Regions from separate parts of the Homo sapiens genome. Here region 1 is linked to region 2. Evidence: chromatin loops called from intact Hi-C (ENCODE). Cell type or tissue: GM12878. All regions are shown on one strand. Each heading gives the region's core, and the rest is flanking DNA. Links, peaks and the distances in the headings are about the cores only. Region 1 overlaps PLCH1 (phospholipase C eta 1). Region 2 overlaps PLCH1 (phospholipase C eta 1).

Region 1 (10,109 bases), core at 1,285-9,284, 52 kb before region 2:
GAGAGCCTAGATTACAATACCATAAAAATAAGCCACGCATCAATTCCACAGTTACTTAGTTTTATGTGTTGAAAAGCTTTTAACATAAACTCAGATGGGAGTTACGGATTTTAGAGATTTCTTGCTCTTCTACATAGACACTTTTTTTAGTGTAAATTCTATTTCTAGACCATCTTCATTAAAAAGTGAACACAGATTACCATCTTACCATTGTCATCTACCACACGGGTTTGATCTTTACAACAATCTACTGGCAATCCAATAATTTCAACTTCAACAAAAGGGTCAATGATCTATTAAGTAAAGAGAAAGTACTATTACAAATAACATATTTCTATACATATGTTAATTAATCTGAGAATATTGGCCAAAATGTCTACATTTCGACAGCAACTGATTTTACAAGGTGCTTAGTAAGAAAAAGAAATGGTACTAGGTGTGGTGGATTCAGATATATGAGACAAGTATAAAAAATATTAAATTACTGTTTGCTAGTATTTATTAACGCCAACAACTTTACCCACTGAACCTACAACTTTAGTTCAGGGCAAATACCAAACAGAACTGAGATGTTTTGCCCATGCACAAATGCTGAGAGCAGCTGTATCTATAATAGTCAAACACTGGAAACAACCTAAATTTCTATCATGAGTAGGATGGATAATTGTGGAATATACGTTTTTTGTTTTTTGTTATTTTGTTTTTTGAGATAGGGTCTTACTCTGTAGCTCAGGTCGGAGTGCAGTGGCATGATCTTAGCTCATGGCAGCCTCCACCTCCCAGGTTTAAGCCATCCTCCCACCTCAGCCTCCCGAGTAGCTGGGACTATAGGATTGTGCACCACACCTGGCTAATTTTGGTAATTTTTGTAGAGATGGGGTTTTGCCATGTTGTCCAGGCTGGTCTCAAACTCCTGAGCTCAGGCAATCTGCCCACCTCAGCCTCTCAAAGTGCTGGGATTATAAATGTGAGCCACCGTGCCTGGTCAGAAGTATGTGTTCAATGAATACTCTCAACAATGAGAAAAGAATAAAGTTCTCCTATATAACATAACGTTGAGCAAGCCAGACATAAAAGAGTACCTACTCTAAGAGTCCATTTATATAAAGTTTAGGAATAGACAAAATTTGTCTGCTGTGATAGGGGTTGGTGTTTGCTATGAGAGGCAGTGGGGAGGGTAGATATTGACTGGGAAGGTGGACAGGAGCCTTCTAGGGATTCTGGATATACTCTGCCTTGATCTGGGTGGCATAATAATTAATCAAGCTATGCATGTTTGATTCTTATACTTTAATTCCCATCCTCTCCTCTAGGGGGAAATATCTTGTATTGTTGGTCATCTGTAGACTCTCCTTTCTGGTACCAGTTCTGGGCGACGAACAATGAAGGAATAAAACCCAAAGAATCTAGAAAGAGCTGACCTAAGAAAGTCTAAAGCAGAGAAAGTAGACTTCTTAAAGCATTTATGGCGGTACCAAATTGTAGAGCTCTGTGATTTCCTTCCTTAAGATCCAAAAATGATGGTTTAATAGGCGGGAGTGACAAAGAACCTGAAGTAATGGATCAGCTCTGAGAGGAAGGGCATGAGCATAGGAGAAGCTGCTATATAGCGAGAAAACAGAAGCCAAGAAGGTATAATGGAAACAATGGGCTAAGAGCTCTGGAAAGAAAAAAGACTGTGGCCGCAGATGAAGACATTTTAAAATCACGCGACACAGGTACAGCAGATGATAATAAGAATCAGCACATGGCCAAGGAGCAGGTGGCTGATGTGCAGCAGGGAGGAGCATTGCAGGAGGACAGGAATGTGAGGTTATATTATTAACGGAACATTGCCTTTCTAGGTTAAGATATACTCTTAGGTGTTGTTCTGTTAATAATATAATTGTCTTTGCACTCCAATTTTAGCAATGCTAGTGTCAACCTTAAATTGTGAATTCAATTGTGTGCTCTTATGCCTTCAAAATAGATGATGGACAGCAGTACAGCAAGAACTGTGTGACTTACCAATAAATCAGTTAATGTCTGATAAGCTGAGGTCAGTGCTCAGTTATGAACACACATACATCTCTGAAGACATTTCGGATAAAATGTAAATGCACTAAGATAATCACATAATTAACCACTTAGACACGTAGTCATAGGCAACTTACCTCGCCTCGATCTCCAAACATGGAGTCTGGAGGTTTGGGGAGTTGCTGTCCACTGATAACTTTCAGGATGAGCTGCTTTTTGGGGTTGGCAGGAAGAGGGTCACCAGAGAAAGGGTTGAAAGTACCTAGGCCAAGTAAAGTATAAGTTGGTAACATAAGAAGAAACACACACGCATGCACAGCTTAAGCTTGTAAACAAAGAAACAAACAAACAAAAACAAATGCTGAATTACATGATCACATAACTATCAGTGTGGCATAGCTGTGGTTTTCATTAGAAACCATGTTGCCAAAGGCCAGTGGAGTGGGCCAACTTAAAGCAAGTGTTTGCAATGCAATGATCAACTGTGGAATGAAGGAAGAGAAGCATTTTATTTGAACACCAACAGTGTAAAAAGAAGAACAATTATGTCAGATTCAAATAATTTTCTAACCTAAACTATCTCAGGCATGAGTGAATATAACAAACAGAAAGAAGACTTGAAATTAAGTAAACAGCAGAGCAAGAAAATGTGCAAAGTGTAAAATCTTGAAGATAATCCTGTCAACAACTTTTTTATCTGAATTGTTATATATGTAATTTGGAAATTTTAAAAATAATTTTAATGAGCAGAACCAAAAGAAAGTGTTGTTTGATCTAACACATTATCCTTTTTTTGCTTTGTTTTGTTTCTTTTGAGATGGAGTCTCACTCTGTCACCCAGGCTGGAGTGCAGTGGTGTGATCTTGGCTCACTGCAACCTCTGCCTCCTGGGTTCCAGCGATTCTCCTACCTCAACTTCCCAAGTAGCTGGGACTACAGGCACGCACCACTATGCCCAGCTAATTCTGATTTTCAGTAGAGACGGCGTTTTACCATGTTGGCCAGGCTGGTCTCAAACTCCTGACCTCAGGTGATCCGCCCACCTTGACCTCACAAAGTGCTGGAATTACAGGCGTCAGCCCCCATGCCCAGCCTATCCTTTCTCTTTTGTTAGCACTGTTTTGTAATTGGACTACACTGAGTAAAAGGGCTTGATAAAATTGTTTCAGGTGGAATTGAAGCTTCCCAGCAGGTCACAGACTCACATTACTTAAGATAGTTTCTGAAAGATTGGGCTCAGACCTTAAAAAGCAGTCCAGCTTATATGGGGCACTGGATTTCAAGTGATAACCCAATGCTATCCATGTCCCTCTTTCACACACGACCTCTCAAGATAACATTCTAAACATCACGGCTAACCAAATATTAAGTAGTGGTGACAAGAATTCTAATTCACATTCAAACACCTTAACCTATCTTTTTGAAAAAAAAAAGTTGAAAAACTCTGGGGTATCACACTTTCTAAACAGCTTCCTTAATAAAGGTTGCCTGCATTTAGACTATGAAATTAACACACACCTGCATTTATGACTATGAAATTAATACACACCTTTGCACATTTGCTGGGGTTTGAGGACATAGCCACAATTGCCATTTGCCTTGAATTTGGCTCGGTTTAACTGCATCATTCGTCCTTCAGATTGATAATTCAGTGCCACTGTGCAAGTTGAAAGTGGGAGAGAATTAGGCAAGATGGTGGCATAGTGAGAATATACAGAGAACCACTCCTTCCCAAGGAATACACACCTAGCTGGCAGCCTGCGTTCCAGTAGGGGAGAGGGTTGAAGTTACTGGAATCAATGCGGTAGGCAGAGGGGTAAATCCTCGTGAGTTGCTTTTGATTATAAATCATGAACTGCTCTGATTTTTGCTGAACAACCTGATGTGCTCTTGTTTCACTGAATGATAACACATTTCCTGTGGTTCCTGGCAGTTTTTAATCGAGAAAAAAGGAAGTGAGAACTACAGCAAAGAAAACACCACGCACAGAAGACTTTATAATAATGTCAGATTATACCAATAGCAAAAAGCAGAGCACTAGAGAGTGGATTCAACCAGAGTAGAGGCAGCTCCTCAACAGAAAAGACCCATAACATTCCATTCATAGGGTTCTTTTGCCATTTTGAGGCCAAATCAGAGCTGTGTGTCTTGCTCAAGTAGCTGTCTATTTCTGGGTCCCCTGTTCTCCCTAAGAATTCAATCATACCGCTAATTTATGCCTATCTGGCTAGCATGAAAAGAACAGGTAGAAAAAATAACTTAAACAGAATATATTTGCCAAATATATAGACAACCATGGATAAATAAAACTAGATAGCTTCTTCCTGATAACAGGAAGACATTCATTGAAGGCACTCATCTAAAAGGCACACAAGTAAAACATGTATTACTAGTAACATCCAGGATCCAAGAAAATAAAGGAAAATGAACAATTATAAAAATAAAAAGTTGAGTTTTAAAGTTGCTTTGAATAGAACTATGGAACAAGTCAAAACCTATTTGGGAGAAAGGAATAATAATGGAGAAAAAGAGGTCAAAAGCATTATAAAGGAATAAAAGTTTTAAGAACAAAGACAGACATTCACCTAGCCACGCATATAAACTATGGAACAAAGTAAAGGAAGGTAAAAGTACATGAAGCCTGTACTAAAGTTTCTGCCAGCACAATCATCAGGAGGGGTCAATCTAGACTCACAGAAGCTGCAAATTTGGGGGTCATAATGGAGTAAAGCTCCAAACATTTAATATTCCACTCTTGTCTCCAATCCCACCTTTTGTACCATATCTACAAAGCCCCCGCTATTTCCACTCCTTCACCAAGAACCCATACCCTATCCCCAAAATGGCCGCCCATATGTCATTTGAACATGCTGGAAAAGACCAGCCCAGATAAAAAGACCCAAAGTTACCCAGAATCTCATTCTTATTCAGCCCTAATAAGCTGAGTGTGTCTGAGCCCAGACAGAGAGATGTGGTCCATGAAACCAAAGAGTTGAACTGTATATGGTCTCGCTTTGCCAGCTGGGCCTGAGTCATATCTAGACTCTGCATGTTTATTAACACACAGTTTCCCAGGGCCCCTGTGGTCCTCAGGGTTGTACACCCTTAGATGTTAGATGCTGCCCAACTGACAATGATACTCCCGAGTTAGAAGAGTCAGGAATACAAACTGTGGCAAAGAAATGAGAGGATTACAGTTTTTAATGTGATGATGTTTCTAGTTTAGACCCTTTCCTTAAAGATACATGTTCATATATTTTTTATTGGCATAACCTATTAACACAGTTTACATATCTCAAGCATACTAATATTGAACTTAATTGCAGATTTTGATGAGGGATGTTTTAAACATTATAGGAGAAAATATCTTTTTGACAAGCCTAATTCAGATAGAATAGGACTATAATCACTACTACTGTTTTGTCTGTCTCTCTACATAAATATGCACATCACAATATCATTGATACGACCTTGCTAATTAGGCACATATCAATTAGTATATTAATAGAGTTGAGTTGTATCACATTAGGATAAGCCATGCATTCATTATCTAGTTTTCATTTTGTGGCTGGCAAAAAAATTAAAAAGACAAAAACAGCTGAAGTTCCAGAGCTAAATAGTACTCAAGATTAATTTCCATTAAGTTAATAGGATTATGTTTTCCAAGCCATTTATTGGAAATTTTTATTCCCTAAACCAAATATACCTTTAACTTAATGCAATCATTCCCTGAGTTTATTTTTGAGCTAAGGGCAATTGTTGTAAGAGTGTGTTGCTCAGTTGCTGAGAATCCTACAGGTTCTCATGCTCTCACATGTGAAATTCATTTAAATCTTGTATAATTGTTACCATTTGAAGAAGGAATCAAGGCCAAAGGGAAGAAATCTTTCTGCAAATAGAAAAAGATACATTTGTGGAGTGGGGGCTGGGCAGGGGGAGATGGGAGGGAAGAATCCTGGAGGTTTGTGAGGACACAATGTTGTTTTCCCTTCACTAAAACTTGTTGAGAAATTTGGAGGTCCTGATTTACATTTCGGTTCCACTAAAATTAAAATTAGATGAAAAGCCACATGACAGTAGGTTTTTTTTCTGTAAGCATTCAGTAACTAAATGAAATAGAAGATAAAGGAGACAAGAGTAACTAGCAGGAAAGCCAAGGATATGAATAGATGTGACTAGAATTTCTCAGCTCCGTGTGGCAACTGATAGGTAAAAAACAGTGACGGAGAGAATGCTACTGAGATTTCTGCTCTTTTTGTTAAAACTTCAATCTGGATTAAGCTATTTTCACCCAAGTCAAAACTTTCATTGAGAAAATATAGGGCTTTTCAAGGTGTGATTTTAGCCAATTAATTTCTTCTTTTGGTCATTCGCATTTGGAATGGCCATCTGTGACCTGGTCCTCAAGCCGGGCCTGGACTTCACAGTTCAAGTGTTGCAGGAAGATCTTGCCCTGAGGCACTTGTCTTTGTATAGTAATAAAGTCCTCTTTGGCCCTGTGGGAACTTTCTCTGGCCTCTGGTCAATCAGGCAACCACAGTAATCAGTAGAACCCTCCATGTGAACTCAACACTATAGCAGCAGTGAGTTTCCTGACACTCAAATTGGTTTCTACATAGTCCCAAAAATGTGTGTTGATAATGGGATTAACAAAAATTCATTAACAATTGAAAAAGAAAGGTCAAGAATGTTTATTCAGAGCAGAATGAGAAAACTCTCCATCCTTACCGTCATCCACAATGTCCTGAGCGGCCACGGAGTTTGTGTACACAACCAAATCAGAGAGTTCTCGGCAGAGCTTCATGGTTTTCCTTCGGCGACCCAATCTGTGAAGTACCCACAGAGGATGCATGACATTTTGGAGTTGAAAGAGGTTTGGGTTCTTGGTTATCCCACTTTCCTTATTTAAGACAATGATTTAATAGGGAATACCTGCCCCAGGTCCTAAGGGAGCCAGGATTGGCACCCAAGTGTGCTTCCTAGTTCAGTGCTCTTTCCACCACAAAATCCTACTACAGTAGTCCCCCCTTATCCTCACTTTCCCTTTCCAGAGTTTCATTTGCCCATAGTTAACCATGGTCTAAAAATATTAAGTGGAAATTTCAGAAATAAACAATTCATGAGATTTTTTTTCTTTTTTTGAGACAGAGTCTCTCTCTGTTGCCCAAGCTGCAGTGCAGTGGCGCATTCTTGGTTCACTGCAACCTCTGCCTCCCAGGTTCAAGTGATTCTCCTGCCTCAGCCTCCCGAGTAGCTGGGACTACAGGTGCACACCACCACGCCAGCTAATTTTTTGTAATTTTAGCAGTGAAAGGGTTTCACCATGTTGGCCAGGCTGGTCTCAAACTCCTGACCTCAAGTGATCCACCTGCATTGGCCTCCCAAAATGCTAGGATTACAGACGCAAGCCACAGCACCTGGCCATGAGTTTTAAATTGTATGCCATTCTTAGTAGCATGATGAAATCTTGTGAGGTCCTGCTCCGTCCCACTCTGGACATGAGTCATCCCTTTGTCCAGCATATCCATGATGTATGTGTCATCTGGTAGACATCTTCTTATGTGACTGACTGTGGAGTGGAGGTTTTGCAGTGCTTATGTTCAAGTAACTCTTATTTTACTTAATAATGGCCCTAAAGTGCGGGAGTAGTAATGCTGGCAATTCAGATATGCCAAAGAGATGCTGCAAAGCACTTCCTTGAAGTGAAAAGGTGAAAATGTTTGACTTAATAAGGAAAGAGAAAAACAACATATATATAGGGTTCACTACCATCTGTGGTTTCAGGCATCCACTGCAGTCATTTCTCATGATGACGTGGGGACTATTGTAATGTGGTTTTATTCACTGCTCTGCCAGGAATCACAGCCTCTTCTCATGCATTTGTGAGTTCTGCTGTGGAAGGCTGGATTCCCACTGTGACCCAGTTAGGGAGTAACACCAGAGTTCATCAGGGAACTACATGGCCTTTGCAGGGAGGAGACCAGGGCTAAAATGGAACAGAAACACTGCATAGTGGGTAGCGGGCCACAAGAATTATACACCTAAAGGGAAATATGCCAAATTTCCATAGTGATTATTGGAGAGATGTAATTACAAAGGATGTTTACTTTCTTCTTTATACTTTTTCTATATTCTCTAGCTTTCTTAAAACAAACATTCATTACTTTATCTAGTGCTGTTTTTATCTTAGATATTTTAATAGTTTTCTCTCTCCTACAAACCACTCATAGGATCTCCTCTGCAACCTTACAAATTGTACCACCACTCTCTTCTGCAGTCAAGTCCTCCACAGACCATCACATTCCCCTCACACACACACTTTTTCTTATGGGAAACAACTACCAAAAACAAACCTAAACTTTAGTGTTCAATTAAACTTTATACTTAAGCTCCAACAGAATATCTATACATAAAATAGTAACTAATTAGGAAGGGCAGAGGAGATGTATGTGGTCCGTACTCTAGGCAACAGAAATAACATGTGTTATTGTCTGCCTTTTCGGTTATAAGTATCATAGTGGGTGTGAAGAGGTATTCCATTGTAGTTTTGATTTATATCTCCCTAATGTCCAACAATGTTGAGCACATTTTCATGTGTTTATTGGCCATTTGTATATCTTCTTTTTGTGAGGTTTCTTTTCGATAGTTAGATGTTCCCCTATAGGAGAAAAGTGGGTAAGTGAGGGGAATGTGATGGTCTGCTGAGAACTTTACTGTGGTAAAAATCAATAGAAAAAAGAACGCATGTTCCTTCTTTACCATATAATTAGGAAATTCTATAGCCACTGGTGAAAATCTGATTTTGTGAAGGCTAATGATTATAAATCGGTGTGAAGTCATGCCTAGAAATTATAAGTAAAACTCTAAGACATTCCGTGATATGGAGAAATTCTACAGAAAATTAACTCTTTTTATTCCTCATCCTAGAGGTGCATTAGGTTACTAAAGTCCCAAAAGGACATCATCATAGATGCTCAGGCCCTGATATCTATTATGGGAAAATCTATAGTTGACACTAAGCAGCATGCAAAATGATTTCATGTGATAACTGTATTGATGTCTCCTTTGCACACATTAAGATTATTGTAGCTTTCCTCAAACACTGCCTTTTCCCTGGCTATATGTGTCAGAGTTAAGCCTTTCTCAAACTTACATATGACAACAGTCACAGCAGAAGTCTCCCAGCAGGTGATCCTATTATTTTCTCTTTATCCTTTACTGTAACTATATATTCAATTTTCTGTTCCCTAGAGTAGGGACCACACACATCTCCTCTGCCCTTCTAATTAGTTACTATTTTATGTATACATATTCTGTTGGAGCTCAAATATAAAGTTTAATTGAACACTAAAGTTTTATTCCTACAGGGCTTCTATGCTTCTAATTTCAAATAATTTCATTTTTCAATAAAGGCAAAAGTGTGTATATGTATCCATATCTATCTAATATATATAATTTATATTTCTTTGTGAAAGTTATGGTATAAATAAACTGCCAGGAACTCCTGTAATGAATCATGTGTCACGATTTGGATTCTGAAAATATGGTCATGTTACTTATCATAAATACTACTGGCAATAAAGCAAACAAACAAACAAAAAAGAACTTTTTTTGAATACTTATTTAATCAGGCCAGGGCTTACAGGGCTAATTAGTTTAATTCCTTTAATCCTTACAATGACTCTAAGAGACAGATACAATGAGGAGCCAAACTTGTCGCATGTTAAAGTTGGTAACTGGAGGAACAAGAATTTGAAATCTGGCTGATTTCAGATTCCTGGCTCCTAACATGGGCTTAGCATCCATCTTCTTTAGTCTCTTGTGACGGTCTTTGTATTAGTTCATGTGCTCCCTCCCTCTTCTCTGAAGATACCTTTTACTTGACAACTGCTGCAGCTAACATTTATAAAGAGCTCATTATGTGCCAGGCACAGAGCTGAGTTCCCTACATAAATTATCATTTCATATCCAGCTGTTCTTCACATGTTCGACAGCACAGAATACTTTCCTTGTGATCCAATTCTCTAGACATGTACAAGAAAAATGACTAAGCTGACAAGGATGGAGGGGCCTCAGGAGTGTGAGTAGGAAAC
Region 2 (10,109 bases), core at 1,016-9,015:
AGAAAGGGTATCAGTGACAGAAGATGAAATGAATGAAATGAAGCGAGAAGGGAAGTTTAGAGGAAAAAGAATAAAAAGAAATGAACAAAGCCTCCAAGAAATATGGGACTATGTGAAAAGACCAAATCTACGTCTGATTGGTGTACCTGAAAGTGACGGGGAGAATGGAACCAAGTTGGAAAACACTCTGCAGGATATTATCCAGGAGAACTTCCCCAGTCTAGCAAGGCAGGCCAACATTCAGATTCAGGAAATACAGAGAACGCCATAAAGATACTCCTCGAGAAAAGCAACTACAAGACACATAATTGTCAGATTCACCAAAGTTGAAATGACGGAAAAAATGTTAAGGGCAGCCAGAGAGAAAGGTCGGGTTACCCACAAAGGGAAGCCCATCAGACTAACAGCGGATCTCTCGGCAGAAACTCTACAAGCCAGAAGAGAGTGGGGGCCAATATTCAACATTCTTAAAGAAAAGAATTTTCAACCCAGAATTTCATATCCAGCCAAACTAAGCTTCATAAGTGAAGGAGAAATAAAATACTTTACAGACAAGCAAATGCTGAGAGATTTTGTCACCACCAGGCCTGCCCTAAAAGAGCTCCTGAAGGAAGCGCTAAACATGGAAAGGAACAACCAGTACCAGCCACTGCAAAATCATGCCAAATTGTAAAGACCATCGAGGCTAGGAAGAAACTGCATCAACTAACGAGCAAATAACCAGCTAACATCATAATGACAGGATCAAATTCACACATAACAATATTAACTTTAAATTAAATGGACTAAATGCTCCAATTAAAAGACACAGACTGGCAAATTGGATAAACAGTCAAGACCCATCAGTGTGCTGTATTCAGGAAACCCATCTCACGTGCAGACACACACATAGGCTCAAAATAAAAGGTTGGAGGAAGATCTACCAAGCAAATGGAAAACAAAAAAAGGCAGAGGTTGCAATCCTAGTCTCTGATAAAACAGATTTTAAACCAACAAAGATCAAAAGAGACAAAGAAGGCCATTACATAATGGTAAAGGGACCAATTCAACAAGAAGAGCTAACTATCCTAAATATATATGCACCCAATACAGGAGCACCCAGATTCATAAAGCAAGTCCTGAGTGACCTACAAAGAGACTTAGACTCCCACACATTAACATTGGGAGACTTTAACACCCCACTGTCAACATTAGACAGATCAACGAGACAGAAAGTTAACAAGGATATCCAGGAATTGAAGTCAGCTCTGCACCAAGCGGACCTAATAGACATCTACAGAACTCTCCACCTCAAATCAACAGAATATAAATTTTTTTCAGCACCACACCACACCTATTCCAAAATTGACCACATACTTGGAAGTAAAGCTCTCCTCAGCAAATGTAAAAGATCAGAAATTATAACAAACTGTCTCTCAGACCACAGTGCAATCAAACTAGAACTCAGGATTAAGAAACTCACTCAAAACCACTCAACTACATGGAAACTGAACAACCTGCTCCTGAATGACTACTGGGTACATAACGAAATGAAGGCAGAAATAAAGATGTTCTTTGAAACCAACGAGAATAAAGACACAACATACCAGAATCTCTGGGACACATTCAAAGCAGTGTGTAGAGGGAAATTTATAGCACTAAATGCCCATAAGAGAAAGCAGGAAAGATCCAAAATTGACACCCTAACATCACAATTAAAAGAACTAGAAAAGCAAGAGCAAACACATTCAAAAGCTAGCAGAAGGCAAGAAATAACTAAAATCAGAGCAGAACTGAAGGAAATAGAGACACAAAAAACCCTTCAAAAAATTAATGAATCCAGGAGCTGGTTTTTTGAAAAGATCAACAAAATTGATAGACCGCTAGCAAGACTAATAAAGAAGAAAAGAGAGAAGAATCAAATAGACGCAATAAAAAATGATAAAGGGGATATCACCACTGATCCCACAGAAATACAAACTACCATCAGAGAATACTACAAACACCTCTACGCAAATAAACTAGAAAATCTAGAAGAAATGGATAAATTCCTCGACACATACACCCTCCCAAGACTAAACCAGGAAGAAGTTGACTCTCTGAATAGACCAATAACAGGCTCTGAAATTGTGTCAATAATCAATAGCTTACCAACCAAAAAGAGTCCAGGACCAGATGGATTCAAAGCCGAATTCTACCAGAGGTACAAGGAGGAACTGGTACCATTCCTTCTGAAACTATTCCAATCAATAGAAAAAGAGGGAATCCTCCCTAACTCATTTTATGAGGCCAGCATCATCCTGATACCAAAGCCGGGCAGAGACAAAACCAAAAAAGAGAATTTTAGACCAATATCCTTGATGAACATCAATGCAAAAATTCTCAATAAAATACTGGCAAACCGAATCCAGCAGCACATCAAAAAGCTTATCCACCATGATCAAGTGGGCTTCATCCCTGGGATGCAAGGCTGGTTCAATATATGCAAATCAATAAATGTAATCCAGCATATAAACAGAACCAAAGACAAAAACCACATGATTATCTCAATAGATGCAGAAAAGGCCTTTGACAAAATTCAACAAGCTTCATGCTAAAAACTCTCAATAAAGTAGGTATTGATGGGACATATCTCAAAATAATAACAGCTATCTATGACAAACCCACAGCCAATATCATACTGAATGGGCAAAAACTGGAAGCATTCCCTTTGAAAACTGGCACAAGACAGGGATGCCCTCTCTCACCACTCCTATTCAACATAGTGTTGGAAGTTCTGGCCAGGGCAATTAGGCAGAAGAAGGAAATAAAGGGTATTCAATTAGGAAAAGAGGAAGTCAAATGGTCCCTGTTTGCAGATGACATGTTTGTATATCTAGAAAACCCCATTGTCTCAGCCCAAAATCTCCTTAAGCTGATAAGCAACTTCAGCAAAGTCTCAGGATACAAAATCAATGTACAAAAATCACAAGCATTCCTATACACCAATAACAGACAAACAGAGAGCCAAATCATGAGTGACCTCCCATTCACAATTGCTTCAAAGAGAATAAAATACCTAGGAATCCAACTTACAAGGGACATGAAAGACCTCTTCAAGAAGAACTACAAACCACTGCTCAAGGAAATTAAAGAGGATACAAACAAATGGAAGAACATTCCATGCTCATGGGTAGGAAGAATCAATATCATAAAAATGGCCATACTGCCCAAGGTAATTTATAGATTCAATGCCATCCCCATCAAGCTACCAATGACTTTCTTCACAGAATTGGAAAAAACTACTTTAAAGTTCATATGGAACCAAAAAAGAGCCTGCAACGCCAAGTCAATCCTAAGCCAAAAGAACAAGGCTGGAGGCATCACGCTGCCTGACTTCAAACTATACTACAAGGCTACAGTAACCAAAACAGCATGGTACTGGTACCAAAACAGAGATATAGATCAATGGAACAGAACAGAGCCCTCAGAAATAACGCCCCATGTCTACAACTATCTGATCTTTGACAAACCTGAGAAAAACAAGCAATGGGGAAAGGATTCCCTATTTAATAAATGGTGCTGGGAAAACTGGCTAGCCATATGAAGAAAGCTGAAACTGGATCCCTTCCTTACACCTTATACAAAAATCAATTCAAGATGGATTAAAGACTTAAACGTTAGACCTAAAACCATAAAAACCCTAGAAGAAAACCTAGGCATTACCATTCAGGACATAGGCATGGGCAAGGACTTCATGTCTAAAACACCAAAAGCAGTGGCAACAAAAGCCAAAATTGACAAATGGGATCTAATTAAACTAAAGAGCTTCTGCACAGCAAAAGAAACTACCATCAGAGTGAACAGGCAACCTACAAAATGGGAGAAAAGTTTTGCAACCTACTCATCTGACAAAGGGCTAATATCCAGAATCTACAATGAACTCAAACAAATTTACAAGAAAAAAACAAACAACCCCATCAAAAAGTGGGTGAAGGACATGAACAGACACTTCTCAAAAGAAGACATTTATGCAGCCAAAAAACACATGAAAAAATGCTCACCATCACTAGCCATCAGAGAAATGCAAATCAAAACCACAGTGAGATACCATCTCACACCAGTTAGAATGGCAATCATTAAAAAGTCAGGAAACAACAGGTGCTGGAGAGGATGTGGAGAAATAGGAACACTTTTACACTGTTGGTGGGACTGTAAACTAGTTCAACCATTGTGGAAGTCAGTGTGGCGATTCCTCAGGGATCTATAACTAGAAATACCATTTGACCCACCAATCCCATTACTGGGTATATACCCAAACGACTATAAATCATGCTGCTATAAAGACACATGCACATGTATGTTTACTGTGGCATTATTCACAATAGCAAAGGCTTGGAACCAACTCAAATGTCCAAGAATGATAGACTGGATTAAGAAAATGTGGCACATATACAACATAGAATACTATGCAGCCATAAAAAATGATGAGTTCATGTCCTTTGTAGGGACATGGATGAAATTGGAAATCATCATTCTCAGTAAACTATCGCAAGAACAAAAAACCAAACACCGCATATTCTCACTCATAGGTGGGAATTGAACAACGAGAACACATGGACACAGGAAGGGGACATCACACTCTGGGGACTGTTGTGGGGTGGGGGGAGGGGGGAGGGATAGCTTTAGGAGATATACCTAATGCTAAATGACGAGTTAATGGGTGCAGCACACCAGCATGGCACATGTATACATATGTAACTAACCTGCACATTGTGGACATATACCCTAAAACTTAAAGTATAATAATAATAAAATAAAAATAAATTTAAAAAATGAACTTTGCCTGTATTTTATCAGAAAATTTACACATATATAAATGTGTATGCATGCATGATTGGAACATATGTGTGTAACAGTTGTAATAATAAACAACTTGTCAATCTCCAAAGTGGTAAGTAGTCATAGACATCCTGCCTTTTCAATCAGAGATTGCTCTGATAGTAAAGGAACACAATAAATCAGTTGCCTTGTTTTTGCTTTAAATGGGGTTGCGCTGGTCCGCAGATCCAGGCAGCTCCTTAATGTCTAAACAACATTACTACTAGCAAATGGATCTCAGATGCTCTTGAAATACTTGCAGTTCACATTGTTGCCACCCTTTCCCATGAGTGCCTCAGACTTTCTGCCTCTGATTCATCCTGATGCCATAAGCCCTGGGATATTCTGTGTCAAATAACTCAAAGCCCAGTTATGCAAAGGAGACTCAATTAGTCCACATTAAATATCCACTGTGAGTTCCACTGTCCAAAGGAGAAAGATTTCAATCAAATGAATTTATTCTGCATTTAACATCCTGACTGCTGACTAAAGAATATTTAGGAAGTAGAAACATTTACAAGGTTATAAAGATGACATTTCATTTTCTAACCCACAAATCAATTTTTACTATAAAAGTTTGCTTTAGCAAGACTTGGGCAAATTGGCCTTCATGTTATCTCTTGCATTATGTGGAGCTTTTATTCAAAATACCTTTATGCATATAAATGCCTAGCAACACCTTTTTGATGTATTCAGAATCTATAATTTTATTTAATTGGTAGAAAACAGGTTTTGACCAATTCTAAGAATGAATATGTTCCATCTTTTCCATGTGCTGCTCTCCCTTAAAGCCCCAGTTGAAGTCCTGCCATGAAATTACATTGCCTCCTTGACTTTCCTGCTCCTCCTATATATTTGTTTTTTCATACACACCTCTTTTAAGTAAAATATAACCCAGTTTGAATTTTAATACCCTATTGCTTTCCTTTACATTTTTAATCACAAAATGATGTGGCCACCCAAGGTGGTTTTAGTACAAACACACAAAATTCACTGGAAATAAGTAAAACCACAAAGTCAGTGATCTGAAAACTGAAAGAACTGTCTTTCTGGCTATTCTTTGCATGAATAATATTTATTGTAGTAAGCTTCCTCTCTCAGAAAATCTGTTTATGAAATGTCATTCTGTTCACCTACTGCTCTTTCACACGTACATGAGTCCTGTGGGGCATTATTATGTCTGTGCCTGTGTTCCTCTTTGAAGTGAGCTCTTCTCACTTGCATAACCAAGACTGATCAACCATGAAGCTTTTTGTTTTTTTTGGTTTTTTTGACAGACAGTTATTGGAGCTTGAAATGGGAGAAAAAGTCTGAAAGAACTGCTTTCAGATATGGATACAAGGAGCCTTCTCCTTTCCTGAACCTCACGCTCCTACACACACATTTCTCTCTAGTGTGAACTATTACAGACTAAAATATCAAACATTTGGCTTACAGTATTGATGTTTCCACTTCATAAGTACAAATCTCAGAATATGTGCTCACTCAACAATAAGCTTCTTCTGAAGACACGACTATAAAAAAATTGGAATAAGGCGCATACATAGATCTAGACAATCCTTCATATATTGATTCTAATTATTATTCTCCCTTGAAACCCATTTTTATTCTTTAAGGGAGGGCAGGCTTAGCTGATAATGAATGTCTTTTATTGCATTACTTGAAGTAATTACCTTCACTAGAATTTTGCCTTTCAAACTTTGAGGGCTTGGAAGCTGCTTGCACTCCCCTGTATCAACAGATGACAGGTCCAGTTTGTCTCCGAATATTCCTTTCAGGTACTGAGCAATCTTCCTTTGCTGCTGGATACTGCAGTGATTCTCGATAGACAATATAACAGGAAACCTGAGAAAAGAGCAACACAGTCCAGAGGCGTCAGGTGCAGGCAACTCACAGGGACTTTTGAAAATGATTCAGTATTCACTGTGTTGTTACAATCCTAGTGACAGTATTTGCGATACTGATGATGGTTAAAATGCTTCTAAAATGAGAAAGATTAGAAATGCATTTAAAAAATTCCTCTGAGCAAATATACTTTGCTAAGCATAATGGATGAACAAAATACCAATCCACATGGGATGGCTTTTCTAATATTTTGCATCAGGAAACAATGGTAGATATATTATGTTTCTTTTAAAAGAAGAGAAAATTTTAAAAGAGATGAGAAGTCTAAAGAAAGTAAACTCATATAATGTAATTTTGTCTTATTTATTCAAAAGTCTAACAGCTTCTAAGAGACCACTGAATGTCATTAAATGAAGCTATTGACTCTAAAATATATAATTAACCCCCACCTTGAAAATTATGATTGAGGATAAAATAACATAAGGGAATTCTGTGTTTTATAGCATCCTACGTCGCACATTTCAAAATCACTTTGATAGAATTATATACTAGTCTTTGTCAAAAAATAAAAATAAAAACCAGCCAAGCATTCATTCTACACCAGCACTCAGGTTTCTGCACAGAAAACATGAGATCCATGTAAATAATTACCTAAAGGAGTTGGTGGCTAAGGCAGAAAGGAGATCAGGGCTGATTACATGATTTTACTCCTCTCTCAACCTTATTTTTTCCTCAGAATAAGAAATTATTTCAAATTCAGGTTCATTGACTTTTTTCTAGTTTTCCGTTACATGTCTTCAGACATAATAGGCAATATATTTAAATCACCTAATATATCAACATATACCAATATTTAAATCACCTAATATATCAATGTGCAGAAAAACTTTTTCCAGGCTTTCATGACAAGCACAAGTTCCACAATACGGGCTATGACCGCCAGACCTACCTTCTCTCCTCATTAGTAAAACCTGATGCTGTGGGCCATCTTACAGATGAGCCTTTGTGGCTGAGGTAGGTTTCCTTACTCGACTACAATCTGTTTGCTATTCATTTCTTCACATAGGTTTTACCCTAAAGTGCTAGAAGAGGGAAAAGCAACAGCAACAACAAACTGACAACCCTGAGTTGTCCTGCAGTCACATCAGGGAGTTTTAACAAGGAATTTTCACATTGTCAATTCATTTACAAAAAATCTATTAGTGGCAGGGAGTGGTGGCTCATGCCTGTAATCCCAGCACTTTGGGAGGCCGAAGCAGGCAGATCACTTGAGGCCAGGAGTTCGAGACCAGCCTGGGCAATATAGTGAAACACTGTCTCTACTAAAAATACAAAAATTAGCCAGGCATTGTGGCACGTGCCGGTAATCCCAGATACTCAGGAGGCTGAGGCAAGAGAATCGCTTGAACCCAGGAGGCGGAGGTTGCAGTGAGCTGAGATCATGCCACTGCACTCCAGCATGGGCGACAGAGCAAGGCTGCCTCAGAAAAAAAAAAAAAAAAAAAAAAAAAAAAAAAAAAAAGCCTAATTAGTGCTTGATGATGTTTAGTGTAAAGCTGTGCTTCTCAACAGGGAACGAGGCAATTATTCCCCCCAGTACAGGAGACGCTTGTCAATATCTGAAGACATTTTTGGTGGTCACACTTCAGGGGTGCTATTGGCACATAATGAATAGAAGCTGAGGATGTTGCTTTCCACCCTACGCTGCACAGGACAGCTCTCTACCAAAAAAAAAAAAAAAAAAAAAAAATTATCAGTACACAATGTCATTAGTGCCAAGGTTGAGAAACCCTGATATAAAGATGCAACCAAAGTTAAGAAAGGAGAGGAAAAGGCTGAACTTTTAAAATGTACTAAACAAGTTTATTAACTCTTTTAATTTGAAGTGCTTTTCTTCTAAGAGTTCCCAAACTTGAAGTAAATTGTCAAATCACCAGAGGATCTTCCAAGATACATAGGTGGCAGGCCTTCTCAACACCCTACTTCATACATTGGGAAATAAAGGCAAAATTACTTCACCCATTTGGCTAGGACCTGTAGAAATCAGGGTTGTAAAGACCCATTAGAATGCAGTGTTCAAGATTCTTCCACGTGGGAGGCATCATAAACTAAATCTGCTATACAGCAAGTGTGTCTTATTAGAAAAGCATTTTTAACCTCATGTTTAATTAATGAGAAGACCAAATATTGGAAATTTTAAAGGCTACTAACTTCTAAAAAATTAATTTTACACAATTGTAATTTTAATTTGTTTCCTTTAATTCAAAAATCCTTTCTTGAATAGCTGGTATACTGAAGGTACCTGCTAGGCAACAAAAATGAATACAAAATAATAAGAGATTGCTCATATTTTCAGTGAGTTCACAGTCTTACAGATGTAAAAGAAGGCAAGTAACCAACCAATTGCAAGAGGGTGCTATATGATATGACAGAAATATGTGCAGGGTGCTAAATACAGAGAAAATATGGAGAAAAAGAAGATTTAAATCAGCTGGTGGTATTAGTAACTTGTTGGAGGGACAATACTTAAACGGCCTTGTAGAATAAGCAACAATTAATCAGATAGACTAACGGGGAAGGTTGTTCCAGGCAGAGAGAACAGCATACGTAAGAGTGGGGAGTTGAGAAAGAGCCAGGCTCAATAGGGAAGCTGAAAGACAGTCATTGAAGGCAGAATCCTAAATCTCTGTGGAATAATGGTGGAAGATGATAGTGGAAGACAAGGGAGATGCCAGACCTTAAGGGATATGAAGACATGCCTGTGTATTGAGAGAGCTTCTGACAGGCTTTAAGACAAGAATTGAATCACCATGCTCATATTTCAGAAAGAAAATTATAGCACCAGTGTTGAGGATGAACCAAAGGGGAAATAAAAATGAACAGGAGGCAATGGAGTCAAAAGATAACTTGGGAAGTAGAATTGCCAAGAATTGGTTGAGTCTAGAATGACTCCCAGTTTCTGGCTGAGGCCAGTGCTGCCCCTAACTATTAATAAGAGGAAATGGAGCGAGAATCAAGAGGAAGTTTGGCAGAATGAGATGCTGAGTTCCCCTTGGGGAGTAAGCTCCTTAATGGCAGGAGTCTTATCTTCTGCTCACTGTTGTGGCTCCCCACACCTATGGGATACTCAGATGAATATTCACTGAGGATTTTTATTTTTATTTTTATTTTTCTGAGATGGAGTCTCACTCTGTCACCCAGGCTGGAGTGCAGTGGTGCAATCTCAGCTCACTACAACCTCCACCTTCTGGGTTCAAGCAAATCTCATGCCTCAGCCTCCCAAGTAGCTGGGATTACAGATGTGTACCACTACATCCACCTAATACTTGTATTTTTTTAGTAGAGACAGGGCTTCGCCATGTTGACCAGGCTGGTCTCAAACTCCTGGCCTCACGTGATCCACCCTCCTCAGCCTCCCAAAGTGC

What was found. Hi-C counts contacts between places; a loop is a spot of excess contacts. Peaks named below come from ENCODE experiments on the same cell type or tissue, not always from the same donor. Only the 100,000 strongest peaks of a DNase experiment are listed, where the experiment ranks them.
Region 1: it touches region 2 in a loop (4-fold over the local background); 2 of 110 quality-filtered maps call a loop at or near these places.

The regions. Positions count from the first base shown.
Region 1 is chr3:155,490,576-155,500,684 of GRCh38, forward strand. It overlaps PLCH1 (phospholipase C eta 1), which reads right to left. Exons shown (of 23, transcript NM_014996.4): 15 at 6,745-6,842; 16 at 3,763-3,942; 17 at 3,566-3,673; 18 at 2,154-2,278; 19 at 209-293. Among named protein-coding and RNA genes, the nearest start is that of PLCH1-AS2, 9.8 kb to the left of the region's middle. RefSeq lists a silencer at 4,997-5,106. In GM12878, for the core only: no CTCF peak of the experiment used is centred there; a DNase peak (open chromatin) is centred at 5,056.
Region 2 is chr3:155,543,275-155,553,383 of GRCh38, forward strand. PLCH1 (phospholipase C eta 1) reads right to left here. Exons shown (of 23, transcript NM_014996.4): 10 at 6,513-6,684. Among named protein-coding and RNA genes, the nearest start is that of PLCH1-AS2, 63 kb to the left of the region's middle. In GM12878, for the core only: no CTCF peak of the experiment used is centred there; a DNase peak (open chromatin) is centred at 6,015.